2 separate regions of the Homo sapiens genome follow, and region 2 is linked to region 1. A link is a loop called in an ENCODE intact Hi-C map of the cell type or tissue named here. Cell type or tissue: dorsolateral prefrontal cortex. All regions are shown on one strand. Each heading gives the region's core, and the rest is flanking DNA. Links, peaks and the distances in the headings are about the cores only.

Evidence for each region. A loop is a pair of places that touch in the nucleus more often than their neighbours do. Peaks named below come from ENCODE experiments on the same cell type or tissue, not always from the same donor. Only the 100,000 strongest peaks of a DNase experiment are listed, where the experiment ranks them.
Region 2: it touches region 1 in a loop (2.1-fold over the local background); 9 of 110 quality-filtered maps call a loop at or near these places.

What each region holds. Positions count from the first base shown.
Region 1 is chr3:37,211,426-37,214,340 of GRCh38, reverse strand. No RefSeq gene overlaps it. Among named protein-coding and RNA genes, the nearest start is that of GOLGA4, 30 kb to the left of the region's middle. In dorsolateral prefrontal cortex, for the core only: a CTCF peak has its summit at 1,153 (motif pointing right); a DNase peak (open chromatin) is centred at 1,170.
Region 2 is chr3:37,049,377-37,052,290 of GRCh38, reverse strand. It overlaps MLH1 (mutL homolog 1), which reads right to left. Exons shown (of 19, transcript NM_000249.4): 19 at 1,445-1,805. The coding sequence ends at 1,638. Among named protein-coding and RNA genes, the nearest start is that of MLH1, 57 kb to the right of the region's middle. In dorsolateral prefrontal cortex, for the core only: no CTCF peak of the experiment used is centred there; a DNase peak (open chromatin) is centred at 1,799; H3K27ac peaks cover 2,500 bases.

The sequences.
Region 1 (2,915 bases), core at 167-2,666:
AGCACCACTCAGGATCCAGAGCTCCCCGTGGCATCAGGCTGGGCTGGTCTCTGGCTAAACTGCATCCTTGCTTAGCTCCGCCCTCTTGCCCATCCTGTTTCCCTGGCTTCCCTACAGGTTTCCCCTGTGGCCACTCCCCAGTAAATCACTTGCACCAGCATCCCTGTCTCAGATCCTGGATGATGAATGAAGGCTCTGGGAATCATTCAGGGAGAGATAAAGAAGCTAAAATATTTAGGAAAAAAGATTTAGGGAAATATGATAAGCAGCTGCCTTCAATTTTTTTTTTTTTTTTAGAATTAGAGGGCTGGGTGCAGTGGCTCACACCAGTAATCCCAACACTTTGGGAGACCAAGGCAGGAGGATTGCTTGAGCCCAGGAGTTTAAGACCAGTTTGGGCAACATAGCTAGACCCTCTCTCTACAAAAAATAATTTTAAAAATCAGCCAGGCAGGACAGGTATGGTGGCTTACATCTGCAATCCCAGCACTTTGGAAGACTGAGGCAGATGGATTACTTAAGGTCAGGAGTTCAAGAATAGCCTGGGCAACATGGCGAAACCTCATCTCTACTAAAAATACGAAAATTAGCCAGCGTGTTGGTGCACGCTTGTAATCGCAGCTGCTTGGGAAGCTGAGACAGGAGAATCACTTGAACCTGGGAGCTGGAGGTTGCAGTGAGCCAATATTGTGCCACTGTACTCTAGCCTGGGTGACAGAGTGAGACTCTGTCTCAAAAATAATAATAATAATAATAAATTAGCCAGGCGTGGTGGCACACACCCATGGTCCTAACTACTTGAGAGGCTAGCTAGGAGCTAGCCCAGGAGTTTGAAGCTGCAGTGAACTATGATCACGCCATTGCACTCCAGCCTAGGCAACAGACCAAGATCCTGTCCCCACCCCCCCCCAAAAAAAATTAGAAAGTAGAAAAAGAATTGTATAGAAATGGAATAAAAGCAGAATTTGACTCAGTTTCAGAAAGAACTTTCTAATAAGCAAAGCTTTACACCATAGGTATAGCCTGTCTTGTAGAATAATTGGAAACCTGTCATCGGAAATATTTACACAGAATCCAGAGGACCTTCCTACATCATCTGGTGAGTCACTGGACTGACCAAAGGCACACTGTGAATGTTATTACTCCAAGTGGCCACAAGATGGCAGCAGCAGAGAACGTCCCACAGGTGATTAAGTAGAAAATTCTAGTTTCCAGAATTTTTTTTTTTTTTTTTTTTTTGAGACAGAGTCTCACTCTGTTGCCCAGGCTGGAGTGCAGTGGCACAGCCTCGGCTCACTGCAACCTCCACCTCCTGGGTTCAAGCGATTCTCCTGCCTCAGCCTCCCGAGTGGCTGGGATTACAGGCGCCCACGACCATGCCCCGCTAATTTTTGTATTTTTAGTAGAGATGGGGTTTCACTATGTTGGCCAGGCTGGCCTCGAACTCCTGGCCTCAGGTGATCCACCCGCCTCAGCTTCCCAAAGTGCTGGGATTACAGGCATGAGCCACTACGCCCAGCCGTTTCCACAAATTTGATTCCAAACTCTAACCATGATGATAGGTGTTATGTCCATTATTATAAGCCCTTATAGATTTATGATACACAAAACTGAGAAAGTAAAAACATTTCCCCCAAATTTGTATCTTACTATTAGAAAAAAAGGAAACTGAAGGCCGGGTGAGGTGGATCATGCCTGTAATCCCATCACTTTGGGAGGCTGAGGCAGGTGGATCACCTGAGGTCAGGAGTTCCAGACCAGCCTGGGCAACATGGCAAAACCGTCTCTCTACTAAAAATACAAAAATTAGCCAGGCATGGTGGTGCACACCTGTAATCCCAGCTACTCAGGGGGCTGAGGCAGGAAAATCGCTTGAACCCAGGAGGCGGAGGTTGCAGTGAGCCAATATTATACCACTGCACTTGGGCAACAGAGCAAGACTCTGTCTCAAAAAAAAAAAAAAAAAAAAAAAGAATCTCAGAGGTAGAAAGAGGTAAGCCCTGATCAGTGAGGTTTATCCTGATTCAGAGAAAATGTGCTTCTTACATTCTGATCATGATGCTACTTCCATCTGACTGCACAATTTCCAGGCCCAATCATTGTGTACCTTCCAAGAGAGGGAGTCTGTATTTGAAATAGCCTCAATAATGAGGCCACACATTAGGCTCAGCCTATGTTGGCTTATGGTTCTCACAGAAAAAATTATCCACACTGCTAGTCTTCTTCCTGCACCAACCTCAAAGTCTACAGAAAGATGTCCCAGCACTGGGAGCTTGAATAACACCTCTACTGGGGAACCGAAATATACCAGTGATTCAATGAAGCAGATTAATATCAGAGTTCTGTTTGCAACCCTGAGGCCAGTCAATCCTACCAGCCCTTGCCTCCATCTGTGGTAGCCAGCCTCCAAGATGGCCCCCTATGATCTTTTCCTCCTGATATCTATGCCCTTGTATCATCCCCATCACACTGAATCATGGCTAGTCTGTGTGAATGACAAGATATGTAGAAGTAATGGTGCATTTCTTCTAAGACTAGGCCATTAAAGACACTTGCAGCTTCTTCTGCCATTCTCTCTTGGATCATTCACTGTGGAGGAAACCAGCTGCCATATTGTGAGGACACTCAAGCAGCCCTATGGAGAGGTCCTCATGGGGAAGAACTGAGGCTTCCTGCCAATGGCCAGCAGTTTGCCAACCACATGAGGTCCTCTAGCCCCATTCAAGCCTTCAGATGGCCACAGCCCCAAGTAACATCATAAGAGACCCCAGGTCTAAACTGCCCAGATCTGCTTCTCCTGAATTCCTGACGCACTGAATCTGAGTTAATGTTTATTTTTGTTTTAAGCTACTATGTTGTTTTGTTTTGTTTGTTTTTGAGACAGGGTCTTGCTCCAGGCTAGAGTGCAGTGGCAC
Region 2 (2,914 bases), core at 415-2,914, 160 kb after region 1:
GGGATTAGAGGTGTGGGCCACTGTGCCTGGCCTCTTTTTTTTTTTTGAGAGACAGTCTCGTGCTGTCACCCATGCTGGGGTGCAGTGGTATGATCTTGGCTCACTGCAACCTCTGCCTTCCGGGTTCAAGCTTGATTCTCCTGCCTCAGCCCCCCAAGTAGGTGGGATTACAGGTGTCTGCCACCACACCCTGCTAATTTTTGTATTTTTAGTAGAGTTAGGGTTTCACCATGTTGCCCAGGCTGGTCTTGAACTACTGACCACAAGTGATCTGCCTGCCTCAGCCTCCCAAAGTGTTGGGATTACAGGCATGAGCCACCGTGCCTCAGCCTATACATTTACTAATAGTAGCAAGTTGTGTGGTTGGGGGTGGGTAGAAAGGTGTTCTAAAGTGCAGGTTTGTTCTAGAACTCCATCCCAGCTAAAACCAACACACTGTGTGGCCCAGCTCTTGAAGCTCAGAAAACCCCTCTTCCTCTCCACTCAAGATCACCCAGCCTGTGCCCCACCTGGGCTCATGGAACCTCACTTCTGAGATGCCCTGGTCTACTTTATGGAGTTCTTATTGTTCAAAACTGACCTTGCCTATTTTGTGGCACAACAAATACGTCTGTAACATTTTGTCTTCCTAGTCTTTCCAAGTGAAATTGCTCCATTTCTTCATAAGATGAGAGTAGTCTGTTCTTTATCACTGAACTTTCTTCACTGAGTCTTGGAATATGGATTTTACCTTAAAACCACAGACATTCTTCCTTTCTGAGCTGAATGCTCCATTTCTCTAAATGTAGGCAAATATTAAGGAAGTTTATTTTGTCACTCACAGTTTAAATTTATATTTTTACATCATCCTTCAAACAAGATTACCTAGAAACTTCTTTATCTTAAGCTATTAGTACTCATAGTCATTAACAAAGTGGGCTAACTTAAAAACTCATACTTAATGCCGGCCGCAGTGGCTCATGCCTGTAATCCCAGCACTTAACTTTGGGAGGCTGAGGTGGGAGGATCACCTGAGGTCAGGAGTTTGAGACCAGCTTGGCCAGCATCGTGAAACCACATCTCTACTAAAAATACAAAAATTAGCCGGGCGTGGTGGCAGGTGCCTGTAATCCCAGCTACTCAGGAAGCTGAGGCAGGAGAATTGCTTGAACCCGGTAAGCGGAGGTTGCAGTGAGCCAATATCGCGCCACTGCACTCCGGCCTGGGCAACAAAGCAAGACTCCGTCTCAAAACAAAAAAACAAAAACCTCATTATAGATGAAGTAAGGACTATTTTCTTTCTTCAAGTTTTTTTCCTTAATAATTAGCTTTGGTTATTGTAGACACCAGATGATCAAATCAAGCTTTCTCCATGGTCAGTGCCATCAGAGCCTGTGACATGTTCAAGACCTCTTTTTGGCATCTGAACTGACACAATATATACATAATAAAATTAAATAAGAAATTATGTTAAGACACATCTATTTATTTATAATCAATCCACTGTGTATAAAGGAATACTATCAGAAGGCAAGTATAAGTCTTAAGTGCTACCAACACTTATGTTGGTACACTTTGTATATCACACTTTGATACAACACTTTGTATCGGAATACAGAGAAAGAAGAACACATCCCACAGTGCATAAATAACCATATTTAACACCTCTCAAAGACTTTGTATAGATCAGGCAGGTTAGCAAGCTGCAGGATATTTCCATCTTCTGTGAAATGTTTAGGAGGCAGAATGTGTGAGCGCAAGGCTTTATAGACAATGTGTTCCACAGTCCACTTCCAGGAGTTTGGAATGGAGCCAGGCACTTCACTCTGGAAAACACATTAGATGTCATAAGCCTCCCTGTTTGCATCCCAACATACACTGGTGTCCTGGCTGATGGGATGTGCACTGGGTCTGGAAAGACTTGGTGTTATCTAGGGCTTTTGAAGTGGATCTTGTGGGCTAGCCTCTCAGGGGATCCCACAGGCCTGAACACAAGAGGATTTTTTGTTTGTTTGTTTATTTAGAGACAAGGTCTTGCTCTGTCACCCAGGCTGAAGGGCAGTGGTGTGATCATAGCTCTACAGCCTCAAACTCCTGGGCTTAAGCCATCTTCCCACCTCAGCCTCCTAAAATGCTGGGATTACAGGTGTGAGCCACTGTGTCCAGCCAACATGAGGTTTTAAAGGGAGGAAAAGAAGCCACTGCTCTGTGGGACTGTCTCCTGTGGAACCTTTGTTTTCATTCAGGGAGAAAATGGTTTTATTGTAGCAGGAGCTAACATCATGTCTGATCCTGACTGATATTTGGATGGCAACTGTAGGAAGTACCTAACTTACCATTAAAATCGGGTCTGAAAGTAGTTCTAATCCCCAGGGGAGGAATGAAAATATTAATGAGGATTATTTTGCCTCATTATTCCTCTCCTTCTTGTAAGCCTTAGCTGTCTCATGTGTAAGAAAATGTTCTTTCTCAACTGTCCTTCCTCTTCTTGAGGTAAAATTTCTAATCAAATGAGATAGTTTCCACACAGTTTGGTAAGTGTGTTGCCTTCTCCACTGGAGTGAGAAATTCCCTAGAGGCTTTGGCCAACAGGACTAAATCTCTGCCCTCCCACCTACAGACTTGGAATCCTCGAGCATGCCTGACTGGCCTTCAGCCTCCTCATCTGAAACTCGCTCACACTGCTCAGGAGATGACTGTGAGCAATCAGGGGTCATACTCTGATTAAAGTGGGCTACTCTTTGATTCTTAGAATATTTCAACTCTCCCTTCCAACCTCCCCCAAAATATATGTTGATTTGAAAAGCATTATCATCTGACTGGGAAAAGTGACAATGAAACATTAGGAATCCAGGCACCCTTTTTGTGTCAAGCTGACCTGTAAGAGGAGTTATAGAGCCTTGTTTTCCTGGCAGGGCAGTGGTCGGATAAAGAG